Regions from separate parts of the Homo sapiens genome. Here all the other regions are linked to region 1. The links are chromatin contacts, found by Hi-C or POLR2A ChIA-PET in ENCODE. All regions are on one chromosome and are shown on one strand. Each heading gives the region's core, a stretch centred on a gene start or an enhancer-like site at or near the end of the contact. The rest is flanking DNA. Distances are from core to core; before and after follow the strand shown. Region 1 holds the start of BRD4 (bromodomain containing 4). Region 2 holds the start of KLF2-DT (KLF2 divergent transcript). Region 3 holds the start of ZNF333 (zinc finger protein 333). Region 4 holds the start of ADGRE2 (adhesion G protein-coupled receptor E2).

The links. A loop is a pair of places that touch in the nucleus more often than their neighbours do. ChIA-PET counts read pairs that join two places held with the same protein, here RNA polymerase II (POLR2A). Pooled maps may share reads with other maps.
Region 2: a pooled map shows a loop between it and region 1 (5-fold over the local background). The contact joins the promoter of KLF2-DT here to the promoter of BRD4 in region 1. A Hi-C loop is called at or near these places in 3 of 50 pooled maps. POLR2A ChIA-PET finds 5 or more read pairs at or near these places in 4 of 52 experiments (A673, BJ, GM10248 and 1 more).
Region 3: a pooled map shows a loop between it and region 1 (7-fold over the local background). The contact joins the promoter of ZNF333 here to the promoter of BRD4 in region 1. A Hi-C loop is called at or near these places in 1 of 37 single-sample maps with no recorded cell type and 5 of 50 pooled maps. POLR2A ChIA-PET finds 5 or more read pairs at or near these places in 4 of 52 experiments (B cell, GM12878, H1 and 1 more).
Region 4: a pooled map shows a loop between it and region 1 (2.5-fold over the local background). The contact joins the promoter of ADGRE2 here to the promoter of BRD4 in region 1. A Hi-C loop is called at or near these places in 1 of 50 pooled maps. POLR2A ChIA-PET finds 5 or more read pairs at or near these places in 3 of 52 experiments (GM10248, K562 and PC-9).

Annotation. Positions count from the first base shown.
Region 1 is chr19:15,330,637-15,334,372 of GRCh38, forward strand. It overlaps BRD4 (bromodomain containing 4), which reads right to left and starts at 1,903. Exons shown (of 20, transcript NM_001379291.1): 1 at 1,654-1,903. LOC124904643 (a long non-coding RNA gene) reads left to right here and starts at 1,977. Exons shown (of 4, transcript XR_007067146.1): 1 at 1,977-2,012. RefSeq lists silencers at 903-952, 963-1,112, 1,143-1,242, 1,443-1,672, 1,903-2,002 and 2 more and an enhancer at 2,169-2,785.
Region 2 is chr19:16,322,524-16,326,259 of GRCh38, forward strand. It overlaps KLF2-DT (KLF2 divergent transcript), which reads right to left and starts at 2,147. Exons shown (of 2, transcript NR_186323.1): 1 at 1,784-2,147. It overlaps KLF2 (KLF transcription factor 2), which reads left to right and starts at 2,303. Exons shown (of 3, transcript NM_016270.4): 1 at 2,303-2,475; 2 at 2,693-3,509. The coding sequence starts at 2,401. RefSeq lists a promoter at 1,613-2,448, silencers at 1,821-2,550, 2,641-2,890, 2,921-2,970, 3,441-3,530 and enhancers at 2,098-2,870, 2,871-3,641.
Region 3 is chr19:14,688,193-14,691,928 of GRCh38, forward strand. ZNF333 (zinc finger protein 333) reads left to right here and starts at 1,856. Exons shown (of 12, transcript NM_032433.4): 1 at 1,856-1,958. RefSeq lists silencers at 1,450-1,499, 1,830-2,199.
Region 4 is chr19:14,777,162-14,780,897 of GRCh38, forward strand. ADGRE2 (adhesion G protein-coupled receptor E2) reads right to left here and starts at 1,399. Exons shown (of 21, transcript NM_013447.4): 1 at 1,096-1,399.

The DNA of each region.
Region 1 (3,736 bases), core at 653-3,152:
GGCGCCTGTAGTCCCAGCTACTCGAGAGGCTGAGACAGGAGAATCGCTTGAACCCAGGAGGCAGAGGTTGCAGTGAGCCGAGATCGCGCCACTGCACTACAGCCTGGGCGACAGAGCGAGACTCCATCTAAAAGTATATGTATATATTGGCAAGATCATAAAACAGATTGTGCCATCAAAAACTTTCTTGAAATTAAAAACACATTCATAAATCCTTTTGAGTATCGCTTTCTTTACAACTTCCAAAGACGGTAGGGAACTTGACAGCTCCATTCACAAAAAACTCCCGACCATTGTTACAGCCCCAAAGAGCCACTGGCTTACGAGGTAAACTGCGACTTGGTTTTTGGAACCACGGACTGGTAGAGCCCTGTCGAAGGTAAGCAAAGACATTCCAATTCTCGTGAGGCATACATTCCAAGGGGTCACTAGCATCCAACACACACGCAGAGAAATGAACCCAAGACCAGACACCCCACCAGGCTGCACGAAACGTAAACAAGTAAACAAGCAAATAAAAATCTTAAAAAAACAAAGCGTAGTCTTGAGTAAAAGGGAGGTCAGCCACCCAGGAGAAGCACATGACTCATGCACCGGCCTGAACTAAAGTATTTACACCGTCCACTACAACAGAGTGGGGTTTCCCATCTTCAAGCAAACCCAAGCCTTGGGGGCATCTCAGCCGAGTGAAGCCATGCTATTTCCGTTTGGGAGGAGGGGGATCATTTTATTTCGCTGAATCACAACTCCCCCACATCCCCACCCCAAATCACCACAATCACCACCACCACACAACACTGCAAATAAAATAGGCCGTTGCAAGGACGCCGGCGAGCACGGACCGAGCAAAACAAAGCGCCCAGCAAGGGGCTGCCAGGCTGAGAGTGGGTGCGTCAAGCGGGCCAAGCTCGCCTCCAGGGCACCGCTCCCGCCCTGAGGCCTGGCCTCAGACCGGCGTGCAGCCGCAGCCACCTCCCTCCGCAGGGGACCTGCCCCTTTCTCCGCAGCACTCCGGGGACCGCCGGGAAGGTGAAGAGATGGGGGTGGGGGCGCGCTGCCCCGGCCCAGGCAAAACGACCTGGGTGCCAGAAGGAGAGCGCGCCGGCCCCGGCCCACGTGAGCGCCGCGGCCGAGCCCGCCTAGAGGACCGCGGACCGGGACAGCTGCGCTCGCGGCCCCCGCGCCAGGCCGGGACTTACCCGGGCCGGGCGCGCCGCGGACCCCGCGGCGGCCGCTTCCTCCTCCTCCTCCTCCTCCTCACTTAACAAAATGGCGGCGGCAGGAAGTGCCGGGCGCCTCGGCCCGCCCCCCGCCCGCCCCCGACCGCCGGCCCCGCCGCGGCGCCCGCGCCCCCCACCCGCGCCCCGCCGGCCAGCCCAAGCCCGGGTCCGACGGCACCAAAGGCAGGACAGCCGCGAGCGACCCCGCCGCCCCGACACCAACGGCGCAGGCCGCCCCGGCCCGGAACGAACGGCGCGGGAGGCCCGCAGGCCCGAGCCCGCGTAGCCCCGGCCTCCCCGCCCCCGCGCCGCGCGGATGGCGTAGGTGGCGGCGCCCCGGCCCCATTACGCAATGCAGGTTACGCGGACCGCGCCGCGAGCCTCCGCCAGCCGCCCAGTGTCGTCCGCCGCCCCAAAGGGCACCAGTCCTCACCTGAGACGCTAGGCCGCACGCCGCCCCCGCCGGCCGTCCGCCCGCTGCCGCCGCCCCCTCCCCGAGCTGCCTGCGCGGCGCCGGGGCCCGCCCGCCGCTCTGCCGAGCTCACAGGCCGCGCTCGCCCGCGGGCACCGCCGGCAGCCGCCGCAGCCGCTGCCGCCGCCACTGCTTCGGCTCCTCGGCTGCGGGAGACCAGAACAAACAGCCCAGCCGCCGCCGCCGCCGCCGCCGCCGCCGCCAGCGCACTGACGTCACCGCGCACGCTGCGCGCGCGGCCCCGCGCCGCCGCCGCCCGGTGTGCGCGCCCCGCCCCCGCGCCCAGCGCGAACGAGCTCTGGAGAGACAGTGGCTGCGAGGTGAGTGGGGGATACCGCGGACTGAGGGAGGAGACCCCGCAGAGCGAAGGAGCGGGCTGGGGGAAACGGGCGGACTGCAGGCTGGGCCTGCGGGAAAAGATCTGAAGGCTGAGAGAGACATCCAAAATACTAAGAAAGGTCTGAAGACAGACCCTCACAGGGAGGGAGGATGGTGAGGAGGGACCCCACAGACTGATGGAGGAGGCGGAGGAGAGAGCCCTAAGGGGGGACCCCAGGTAGGGAGGCTGAGGCGAGAGAGCTGCGATGGGGGCGCCGGGGCTGGGGTGAAGTGGAGGAAAGGAGGTGAGAGGAGGCTGCGAGCAAGGCCGAGGCGGATCCTCCTTGGCTGCCCCTGGGCAGGGAGGTAGCACCTTTCTCCTCTTATGCCCCCCTGTTGATCTTCTTCCAACCCACCTTTTTAAAAAAAGGGACATGGTCTTGCTCTGTCCCCCAGGCTGGAGTGCAGTAGTGCAGTCATAGCTCACTGCAGCCTCAACCTGCTGGCCTCAAGCGATCCTCCTGCTTCAGCCTCCCAAGTAGCTGGGACTACAGGTGTGCACCACCACACCCAGCTAACTATTTTTTGTAGAGATGGGATCTCACGATGTTGGCCAGGCTGGTCTCTGTCTCCTGGACTCAAGCGATCCTCCTGCCTCGACCTCCCAAAGTGCTAGTATTACAGGCGTGAGCCACCGCGCCCAGCTCCTTCCCATCCTTAAGACTCAACCCCAAGTCAGACCAGGCTCGGTGGCTCACACCTGTAATCTCAGCACTTTGGGAGGCAGAGGCAGGAGGTTGGCTTGAGGCCAGGGGTTGGAGACCATCCTAGCCAACAGAGTGAAACCTCGCCTCTACTAAAAATACAAAAATTAGCCCCGTGTGGGCCGGGCGCAGTGGCTCACGCCTGTAATCCCAGCACTTTGGGAGGCGGGCAGATCACGAGGTAAGGAGATCGAGACCATCCTGGCTAAGACGGTGAAACCCCGTCTCTACTAAAAATACAAAAAATTAGCCGGGTGTGGTGGTGGGCGCCTGTAGTCCCAGCTACTCGAGAGACTGAGGCAGGAGAATGGCGTGAACCCGGGAGGCGGAGCTTGCTGTGAGCGGAGATCGCGCCCCTGCACTCCAGCCTGTGCGACAGAGCGAGACTCCGTCTCAAAAAAAAAAAAAAAAAATTAGCCGGGTGTGGTGGCGCATGCCTGTAATCCCATGCCTGTAATGCCAGCTACTCAGGAGGCTAAGGCAGAAGAATCACTTGAACCCGGGAGGCGTAGGTTGCAGTGAGCCGAGATTGTGCCACTGCACTCTAGCCTGGGCGACAGAGCAAGGCTCTGTCTCCAAAAAAGAAAAAGACTCAACCCTAAGTCAGCTCCAGGACGTATGTGCCTACTCTACATGTGTGAGTCCGAGGGGAAAAAACATCATATGACCTCTTCTAGGGCTTCCAAAGCACCCCACCTGGCCACGGAAGAGCTTAGTAAACATGGGGTAGTTTTGAGATTGCTAAAAGGAGGAAGTTAGGCATATGTCTCTTGTAGCTTAAAATAATACTGTGAAATTTTTCAAACCTGGAAACAACCACTTCTCTTTCCTTTTATATATATATATATTTTTTTTTTTAAGACAAGATCTTGCTCTGTCACCCAGGCTGGAGTGCAGTGGCTGGATCATAGCTCACTGTAACCTCAAACTCTCAGTCTCAAGTGATCCTCCCACGTCAGCCT
Region 2 (3,736 bases), core at 897-3,396, 990 kb after region 1:
GGAGAAATTCCTGATTCCCTTAATCTTTCCATCATTATCATACGGGGAAACTGAGGCCCAGAGAAAGGCAATTCAATTCCCAAAGCACACAAGCAGGCCCATCTCCCAAGCGCTGGTAGAGAATTCAGTGTCACACAAGATGTCACCTACTTCCACAACAAAGAAAAGAGCCTGTGTGAACTCACAATAGCCATTTGGGGTAAGGTACTATTCTTATCTGCATTTCGAAGATTGAGGAGGCAAGCCCAAACAGCCAAAGCCACTGGTTCAAGGTCACACAGCGCGTGCTCAGTGGCTGAGGCTGACTCGCAGCCATTTCAGTGGCAACTGCAGAAAGCAAGTTTGTATTCAACTTGAAGTCTCCGGTGACTGGGTTTGGTGGGGGCTGCAGAGGGGACCCTGCAGAGTGCATTTCTGCAGAGGCTGAGAGTCCAAGCTTCCAGGGCAGGAGCTGCCTGCATCCCTCACCACCTGGCTCCAAGTTCCTCCTTGGGATGCTCTTCCTCCCATACCCACATGGTCCCCAATGACTTTTTCACATTAGCTCACATTTCACCCCCTGGGTGAGATTCAGAATTTCCCCATTTTCTCCTTCCCACTCCCTCATCTCACACTCACTTTCTAGTCCCTTCTACTGCTCCATTTTTCTTTTTAAACCCCTATCAGTAAGGCCAGGCGCAATGGCTCACACCTGTAATCCCAGCACTTTGGGAGGCCGAGGCGGGTGGATCGCCTGAGCCCAGGACTTCAAGACCAGCCTGGGCAACATAGTGAGACCCCGTCTCTACAAAAAAATACAAAAAAAAAAATTTAGCCAGGCATGGTGGTGTGCACCTTGTAATCCCAGCTACTTGGGAGGCTAAGGCAGGAGGATCTCTTGAGCGCAGGAGTTCGAGGCTGCAGTGAGCTGTGATTGCACTACTACACTCCAGACTGGGCAACAGAGGGAGACCCTGTCTCAAAAAAACTCAAATGAATAAACCTCTATCCTTCCCTCCTTCACTAAAGTGGAGGTCCCCTAGGGCAGGGATCTTGTCTATCTCTTGGTTACTGTGTCCCCAGTGCCTACCCAGGGCTGGCAGACAGTTGTAACAGGAGTGACAGTCCCTGGCCAGCAGGGATATGGTGTGGGGGACAGAGGTGGAGCATTGAAGGGACCCATTGGGCAGCATTGTCCTCTGATGCCCCCGATGCTGGAGCTGTATTGGGGGAATGACTGTCATCACCGTCCTCTGAGTTACTTAATTCATTTATGGAAGTCAGTAAAGGAACCCAGCCTGCCTGTGCCTGCCGCAACTCCAACTTCTCCCAGCCACCTCTGCCTCAGTTTCCCTGCACTTGACGGGCTTATTGAGGTTGGGGAGGAGGGGGTGGGTGTCTCAAATGTCAAAGATTTAATGTGTCTTGATGTTACCACACAAAAGTTTTGTTTTGTTTGTTTTTTTGAGACAGTCTCCTCTGTCACCCAGGCTGGAGTGTAGTGGTGTGATTGTATCTCACTGCAGCCTCGACCTCCTGGGCTCAAGCGATCCTCCCACCTCAGCCTCCCACTACACCCAGCTAATTTTTTTTATTTTTTAAGAGATGGGGGCCACTGTGTTGCCCAGGCTGGTCTTGAACTCCTGGCCTCGAGTGATCCTCCTGTCTCAGCCTCCCAAAGCGGTGGGATTACAGATGTGACCCACTGCACCAGGTCTACACAAGGTGTTTTTTTTTACAGGGTGATGTGCACACGGTGGGTCCCTCTGGGTGGTCCCACAACAGATGAGGGGCCCAGCCTCACCCATCCATGAATCCTGGAGACTCCAGACTTCCCATCCATCCAGGGTTCTGCAGCCCTCTCTGAGGCTGGAGCCAATCTCCCCTTCCGTCAAGGGATCCGGGGAGACCGCCAAGCCCGGTGCTCCCCTGAGAGTCTCTGAGAGGCCCCGACACCGCCCCCGCTCCAGGTCCCCGGGATGCTCGCGCAGGCGGGAGCCCGGGGCGCCCGGGGGATCCCTGAGCGTCACGCCGCTGTTGTGGAGCGCGTGTTGACAACGTCGCCGGGGAGACGGGCGGGGGCGGGGCCCGGGAGAGGGGGAGGCGCGGCCCTGGCGGCGCGCGAGGGGCCGGGCTGTCAGCGCAAGGCCCAGGCCGCCGCAGTGGCCACGGCCGCTGCCGCCCGCCGGCTTATATACCGCGGCTAAATTTAGGCTGCGCCCGGAGCTCGTCCCCATCCGGGACGCGTTTCCGCCGCCGCCGCTTTGGCCCGGCCCCCGCGCGCGCCGCGCCTATAAGGCTTGGGCGGGCCCGGCCGCGGCCCACAGAGCCGTCCCCGCCCGCCCGCGCCCCGACCAGCCCGGCCTCGGGCAGCCACTCACCGGTGTCCCCGTCCGCGTCCTTTCTCCCCGGGTCCCGGCCATGGCGCTGAGTGAACCCATCCTGCCGTCCTTCTCCACTTTCGCCAGCCCGTGCCGCGAGCGCGGCCTGCAGGAGGTGAGGGCGGCGGGGACGGCGGGGCGGCCGGGACCGTGGGCGGCGGGCTCGGGGTAGTAGAACGTGGGCTGCGGGGTGACAGGACGCGAAGGCGGGGACTGCAGACTCAGGAGAGGAGGATGCGGGCCACGGGGATCGCGGACTTAGGGTGGTAAAAGGCAAGCAGCGCCCCCCGAGCCCCGCCGCCCGCTCACGCCCATTGCCCTGTCGCCCGCAGCGCTGGCCGCGCGCCGAACCCGAGTCCGGCGGCACCGACGACGACCTCAACAGCGTGCTGGACTTCATCCTGTCCATGGGGCTGGATGGCCTGGGCGCCGAGGCCGCCCCGGAGCCGCCGCCGCCGCCCCCGCCGCCTGCGTTCTATTACCCCGAACCCGGCGCGCCCCCGCCCTACAGCGCCCCCGCGGGTGGCCTGGTGTCTGAGCTGCTGCGACCCGAGCTGGATGCGCCGCTGGGGCCCGCACTGCACGGCCGCTTTCTGCTGGCGCCGCCCGGCCGCCTGGTCAAGGCCGAGCCCCCTGAAGCGGACGGCGGCGGCGGCTACGGCTGCGCCCCCGGGCTGACCCGTGGACCGCGCGGCCTCAAGCGCGAGGGCGCCCCGGGCCCGGCGGCTTCGTGCATGCGAGGTCCCGGGGGCCGCCCCCCGCCGCCGCCCGACACACCGCCGCTCAGCCCCGACGGCCCCGCGCGCCTGCCCGCGCCCGGTCCGCGCGCCTCCTTCCCGCCGCCTTTCGGTGGCCCTGGTTTCGGCGCGCCCGGGCCCGGCCTGCATTACGCGCCGCCTGCGCCCCCAGCCTTCGGTCTCTTCGACGACGCGGCCGCCGCCGCGGCAGCCCTGGGCCTGGCGCCCCCCGCCGCCCGCGGTCTCCTCACGCCGCCTGCGTCCCCGCTGGAGCTGCTGGAGGCCAAGCCAAAGCGCGGCCGCCGCTCTTGGCCCCGCAAACGCACCGCCACTCACACCTGCAGCTACGCGGGCTGCGGCAAGACCTACACCAAGAGTTCGCATCTGAAGGCGCATCTGCGCACGCACACAGGTGGGCGGCACGCACGAGCCAGGAGCGCAGGCGGGGGGACGCGGGAGGAGAGGTCGGATTCCCAGCGCGCGCCAGAAAATGAATTTAGGACCTCCCTTGGGGCGTGGCTCAGGGGGATCTGGCAGGTGGTGCACGCTTAGGACTCCCCAGGAGGCGTGGCTCGGGAGGTTGGTTGGGGGGGCACACAGGAACACTCCCTAAGGAAGTGTGATCCGAGAGGTTGGGGT
Region 3 (3,736 bases), core at 606-3,105, 640 kb before region 1:
ACAGATAAATTGTACTGCATAAAGGTATTTTCTTTCTTTATATCCTTATTCTATAAGCTATTTTTCATTTTTTTTTTTGAGATGGAGTTTTGCTCTTGTTGCACAGGCTGGAGTGCAATGGCAAGACCTTGGGTCACTGCACCCTCCACCTCCTGGGTTCAAGCAATTCTCCTGCCTCAGCCTCCCGAATAGCTGGGATTACAGGCGCATGCCACCATGCCCAGCTAATTTTTGTATTACTAGTAGAGACTGGGGGTTTCATCATGTTGGCCAGGCTGGTCTCGAACTCCTGACCTCAAGTGATCCACCAGCGTCGGCCTCCAAAGTCTTGGGATTGCAGGCGTAAGCCACCGCGCCCGGTCTTTTCATATTTTTAAAACCTTTTTAAATGTGAGTAATGTGTTGCACTGCAACATTGTGACAGTTACAACATCACTAGGTGATAAGAAATTTTCAGCTCCATTATAACCTTATGGGATCACAACTGTGTATGTGTTTCGTGGTTGACCAAAACCTTGTTATGTGGTGCATGACTGCACATGTGCTTGATATATAAAGAATACCAGGGAACTAGTGACAGTGGTTGTTTCAGGGGAGGAAAATTTAGGAATAGAGTGAGCCTCCCGTTTGAACTTTTCCCATAGGTATGTACTATGTATACTACATAATAAATAGTTTTTAAAAAGTCAGATCTATGTCTTAGATTCACACATCTTATTTTTAGTGAGAAGGGCAAGCTGTAGAAGAAACAAAAATACATCGTCCTATTTTTAGAATAAAGACAGTTAGTTGACCCGTGAACACCAAGGGTTTGAACTGTGGCTATCCCCTTATAGGTAGATTTTTTTCTACCTTTGTCCTCCTTGGGACAGCAAGACAAACCCCTCCCTTTCCTCAGCCTACTCAGGGTGAAGCTGACGATGAAGACGTTTATTTATGATCTTTACGATCACTTCCACGTAACGAAGAGTAAATATATTTTCTCTTCTTCATGATTTTCTTAATAACACTTTCTTTTCTCTGAGCTTAGTTTATTTTAAGAATATGGCATATAATATACAAAATATGTGTTAACTAACTTTATGTTATTGGTAAAGCTTCTGGTTAACAGTAGTCTATTAGTAGGTAGGTTTTGGGGGAGTCAAAAGAAGTGAATTTTCCACTGCACAGGGTGGCGCCCCAACTCCCGTTGCCTAAGGGTCAGCCGTATAAAAATATACAAAAACAATCTTAAGTATGGGTATATTTTTGTAGGGGATTGGATTAAGCCCATGGATAAAGGTGGAAGGGGTTGGGGAAAAGGAAGGAGAAAAGGGTAAGTTAAATATTGAGCATCCCTAAAGAGACCCGGGGAGGGGTCGGGTGTGCCCCTCTCAACCCTTGAAGCCCAGGTCCCCTCATCCCGCCTTCCGAATGCAAGTTCAGCTCCCATTCCCACCCCAAGCACAAGCCCCGCCCCATTTTTGCCCCTGAGGCGCACGACCCGCCCCTACTACCACCCTGCAAACCAAGGCCCCGCCCACTCCGCCATTGGGGTGCAAGCCCCGCCCATCAGCCATCGGAGGGCAAGCCACACTCCACCCCGCCCCCGCGCACAGGCCCCGCCCCACTTTTGCCCCGGGACCTAAGCCCCACCCCTATCCCTGTCTCTCGGACATAGGCTCCGCCCCCAGCACCACCCTCCATGCTCTGTGGGACCCCACTCCAGAGCCTAACCTCATCCCCCGGGTAAGAATACTAGAATTTCTCCTTGGAGGCTAAAGAAGACGTTAGTTTCTCTGCCGCCGCCTAAGGCTACCCTGGCCACAACAGCCTGAGCCACAGCCACTTCCGTTCCCGGCGGCCCCGAGACCGGAAGCGGAAGTGCGCGCGGCGGCGGCCGACGGCGGCTGAGCTGTGCTGCGCGGCGCGGCGCGGTGCGGCACGGCACGGTGGGAGTGTCTCCGGCTGGCTTGCAGGTGTGGCCCGGCCCCTCGGGAGGGCGGGGAGGGCGGGGAGGGCTCGGCTGGCGCGGGGAGGGACTGGAGGGCCTAGAACAGCTCCGCCTGTGTGAGGGGTTTCCTCCCTGCGATCAGCCGGTGGCCGGCGTGAGGCCCACACAGTCAGGGCCTCGCATCTGGGCGCCCGCCGCCCGGTCTCTCGCTCTCAGGTACCCCCCGTCCGGGCAGACAGGGCTGTCATCCTGTCAAAAGGGAAATCCCAAACAGTCCAGGTCCCACAGCTCAGAAATGTGGTGACACCGGCCCCAGCTCTCACCTGTCCTTCCCAATTTTTAGGGAAAGTGCATAAAGACGGCCCTACCTTGCCTACAGTATGCAAGATAACTGCGAATTAGTAATTCACGTTTTATTTGATATGATACTTAATATTATCTAGCTTTGCAACTGGAAAGTGAGGTCTGGGTCCACATGTGCAAACTGGTTTAATTGATTGGCCAAATTTACTTAAAAAATTGAATGCATCCTCCATTAAGGAATGAATTAGATGACGAGAGATTTCTTTTGGAGACTGACAATTTGAAGTCTTTTAGCTTAATATCTGTTAGCTTGGCTTTGCATCTCTTCCTTTTCCATAACTTTTTCTTTCTTCTTTTTTTTCTTTCTCATAAGAAAGCTTTTGGCCAGGCTTGGTGGCTCACTCCTATAATCCCAGCACTTTGGGAGGCCGAGGCGGGTGGATCACCTGAGGTCAGGAGTTTGAGACCAGCCTGGCCAACATGGTGAAACCCTGTCTTTACTAAAAATACACAAATTAGCCGAGCGTAGTGGTGGGCGCCTGTAATCCCAACTACTCGGGAGGCTGAGGCAGGAGAATCGCTTGAACCCCAGAGGCGGAGGTTGCAGTGAGCTGAGATTGTGCCACTGCACTCCAGCCTGGGTGACAGAGCAAGACTCCATCTCAAAAACAAAAACAACAACAAAAGGAGGAGTTCTTAATTTTTTTTGTTTTTGTTTTTCTTTATTTTCTATGTTTGAGACGACTTTTACTTCTGCTGTGGGCATCAAGTTTCTCACTGTTAGGTTAAGAAAAGCCGTTTCTCAGTTATTTCACAAATATTATTATCAAGAAAACCTAAGACTGTTATTCAGATCTTTTCAAGTTGGCTCCAGTCCTTCCCCCAAGCATGTGAATCACAGAGCTTCAAAACTAATGGAACTTCAGGGAAAAGACGATATAAACTTTGTTAATACTGGAAATTCAAATTGAGTTGGCCATAAGTGGGATGTCTTTTTTAATAATGGGGTTAAAGCTCGTGTCTACTGAGAAATCAGGAAAAAATTAACTCCAGAGGAAAATCATGCATCAGATTTCAGTTTTACGAGTGAGGTGTTTGTTTCCACAAAGAATATATGCGCTTGCCTTGCCTTTTTAAAAAGAATTAATATTGTTTCTTAAAGGTACCTGAAACTTGTGTGATTATGTCTTATGAAAGACAGGCACTTTAAGTTATTCTTATATTTGATTTTTATGGTGTCATATTGTCTTTTTTTTTTTTTTTTTTGAGACAGAGTCTCACTTCATCACCCAGGCTGGAGTGCAGTGGCACAATCTCGGCTCACTGCAGCTTCTGCCTCCTGGGTTCAAGCAATTCTCGTGCCTCAGCTTCCCAGGCAGCTGTGATTATAGGCGCCCGCCACCATGCCCGGCTAATTTTTGTATTTTTAGTAGAGACGGGGTTTCACCATGTTGGCCAGGCTGGTCTGGAACTCCTGACCTCAGGTGATCCACCCGCCTC
Region 4 (3,736 bases), core at 149-2,648, 550 kb before region 1:
CGGTCTCGCCTGGGGCCACTTGGCTCTTCCCTGGGCAGGCACGCAGGGGCCTTGTCAGAAATAGCTCTGGGCTCCCACTTTGGTAGGGCTCACCCTGTGCCCAGAGCTTTGGCATGCCAGAGTTGGCAGAGCCTGCGTCCCAGCTGGCAGTATCTTCCCCTGCTGTTTTCCAGATGAGGAAACTGAGGCCAGGTACAGAGGCTCACGCCTGTGATCCCAGCACTCTGGGAGGGCGAGGCAGGAGGATCGCTTGAGCTCAGGAGTTTGAGACCAGCCTGGGCAACATGGCGAAGCTCGGTTTCTTTCTTTCTTTTTAAATTAATTAATTAATTAATTAATTAAATTTTTTAGACTTTAAGTTCTAGGGTACATGTGCACAACGAGCAGGTTTGATACATAGGCATACATGTGCCATGTTGGCTTGCTGCACCTATCAACTCGTCATTTACATTAGGTATTTCTCCTAATGCAATCCCTCCCCCAGGCCCCCACCCCCCGACAGGCCCCAGTGTGTGATGTTTCCCGCCCTGTGTCCAGGTGTTCTCATTGCTCAGTTCCCACCTATGAGTGAGAACATGTGGTGTTTGGTTTTCTGTTTCTGTGTTAGTTTGCTGAGAATGATGGTTTTCAGCTTCATCTGTGTCCCTGCAAAGGACATGAACTCATCCTTTTTTATAGCTGCATAGTATTCCCTGGTGTATATGTGCCACACTTTCTTAATCCAGTCTATCATTGATGGACATTTGGGTTGATTCCAGGTCTTTGCTATTGTGAATAGTACCGCAATAAACATACATGTGCATATGTCTTTATAGTAGCATGATTTATAATCCTTTGGGTATATACCCAGCAATGGGATCGCTGAGTCAAATGGTATTTCTAGTTCTGGATCCTTGAGAAATCACCACACTATCTTCCACAATGGTTGAACTAATTTACATTCCCACCAACAGTGTAAAAGCGTTCCTATTTCTCCACACCTGTGATCCCAGCACTCTGGGAGGCCGAGGCAGGAGGATCGCTTGAGCTCAGGAGTTTGAGACCAGCCTGGGCAACATGGCAAAGCTCTGTTTCTTCAAAAAGAAAAAAAATTACCTGGGCTTGGTGGCAGACGTCTGTGGTCCCAGCTGCTACTACTCAGGAGGCTGAGGCAGGAAGAATCACCCGAGCTGGGGAGTTTGAGGCTGCGGTGAGCTAAGATGGTGCCACTGCACTCCAGCTTGGGTGATAGAGTGAGACCCTGTGTCAAAAACAAAAAGAAAGAAAGAAAACTGAGGCATTACAGTGTCCACATAAAAGCCCAGGGAGGGAGAAGGGGCCCTCTTCCGATGCCAGGCAGGTGCCAAGAAGAGAAGCTTCACCGCACAGAGCAGACCCCCCGGATCTTTCTGGTCTTTCTAAGCCAGTTTCCTCCTGTGGGAAACTTATATTTCAGAGGCCCCTGGGCACTTCGTTAATCAACAGAGAATCATGTGATAGGAGGGTTCTTTCCTTTCTGGATAAATCATATGATTAGCTTGTCTCTTGAGGTACGTAATCATTTTTTAAAACGCTATATATATTTTTAAGAGATCTTACTCTGTCACCCAGGCTGGAGTGCAGGGTCACCATCACAGCTCACTGCAGCCTCAAACTTCAGGGCTCAAGGGATCCTCCTGCCTCAGCCTCCTGAGGAGCTGGGACTACAGCTGTGCACCATCACGTCTGGCTAGTTTTCTCCTTAAGTGTTTTTTTTTTTTGTAGAGACGAGATCTCGCTATCCTGCCAAGAAAATGCTATTATTTATGGAGCACTTAATTTGTACCAGGTCTGGTCCTAAGTGCTTTTTTTTTTTAATCTATATTAACTCATTTACTCCTTAAAACATCTGCAATGATGTTGTCATTCCCATTTGACAGAGGAGGAAACTGAGGCACAAGTGACTCACCCAGCTGAGACTCAGATCCACAGGCCGGCAGCCCAGCCCTGGAGTCCCTGCGATGAGCCCAGGGGAAAGTCTCCACTGGGCACTAACATGTCTTTAGCGCCTCCGTGACCCTGAGGCTTAGCAGGTGTCTGTATCCAGCCAGAATTCAAGGACTTGGTTTTGTGTTCCTCATATTTATATTTATTTTTAGGTTTCCCTACTATCTGGGGCAATGAGGAGGGTTTTTCAGTGAGGATGCCGAAATCAAGTCTCCTTGTTACATGAGTAAATTCAAGATGCAGAAGTGATGAATGCTAAGGAAAATATAGTTCAGTTGTTCAAAGGGGGAGATTGCAGCGATGGAGAAAAAAGTCACTAATGACTGAAGTCAGAGAACTATTGTCCTGGGAATAATCAAACATCCACAGTCCTAGAATTTACCCCTTCCTGTCCCGGGCTCCTGTGGGGGTGGCCTGGGCTGTGGGGGAGGGGAGTGAACACCAGCAGAAGCTGGAAGGAGAGAGGGCCAGACCAGGTCTGGAGGGATTTTGCCTTTTTTTTCTCAGAAAGCCAGAAACTCCAGCTAGAACCCCAGGGCTCAACGTCCCTTCTCTGCAGATCAGACGGGCAGGTCAGACAGCTGGCGTCTGCAGAATCTCAGGGAGGTAGTGGCACTTCCTGATGCCAGGGATTGTCCCTACACCCCTTCATGGTGATCATCGACTCTTCTTAATTTAATTTTATTTTACTGTATTTTAGAGACAGACTCTGGTGTTGCCCAGGTTGGAGTACAGTGGCGCCATCTCGACTCACTGCAACCTCCGCCTCCCGGGTTCAAGCGATTCTCCTGCCTCAGCCTCCAGAGTAGCTCGGACTACAGGTGCCCACCACCACACCTGGCTAATTTTTGTATTTTTATTTTATTTTATTTATTTGTTCATTCATTTATTTATTTTGAGACAGAGTCTCGCTCTGTCACCCAGGCTGGAGTGTGGTGATGTGATCTCAGCTCACAGCAACCTCTGCCTCCTGGGTTCAAGAGATTCTCCTGCCTCAGCCTCCCAAGTATCTGGAATTACAGGTGCAAGCCACCACGCCTGGCTAATTTTTGTATTTCTAGCAGAGATGGAGTTTCGCTATGTTGGTCAGGCTGGTCTCGAACTTCTGGCCTCAAGTGATCTGCCTGCCTTGGCATCCCAAAAGTGCTGGGATTACAGGCGTGAACCACAATGCCCGGCCTGAAACATTCTTTTTAAATTTTTATTTTATTATTATTATTATTATTTATTATTACTTTTTTCTGAGACGAAGTCTTGCTCTGTCACCCAAGCCGGAGTGCAGTGGTGCTATCTCGTCTCACTGCAATCTCTGCCTCCCGGGTTCAAGCAATTCTCCTGCCTCAGCCTCCCGAGTAGCTGGGATTATAGGCACCTGCCATCGCATCTAGATAATTTTTGTATTTTTAGTGGAGACAGGGTTTCACCATGTTGGCCAGGCTGGTCTCGAACTCCTGTCCTCAAATGATCCACGCGCCTCAGCCTCCCAAAGCGTTGGGATTACAGGCGTGAGTCACCATTCCTGGCGGCTTTCTTGAGTCTCTCCAATACTTCTCACCATCTCCCTTCTTCCCTAGCAACCATCTGCCCTCGAGCCGCATTAGGCTGTCAGCCCCCTGAGTGACTTTTGTCTTTTTCTCTGCAGAGCACCAGCACAGAGCCTGTGCTGAGTGGGGCCCTATATGGTAAACCATGCAAATTAGTAGTACTCCTGCCACTCCACTCCGCTGCCGCCCAGCTAAAGGAAGCCTCCTTCAGCCTCGCTGATCTGGTC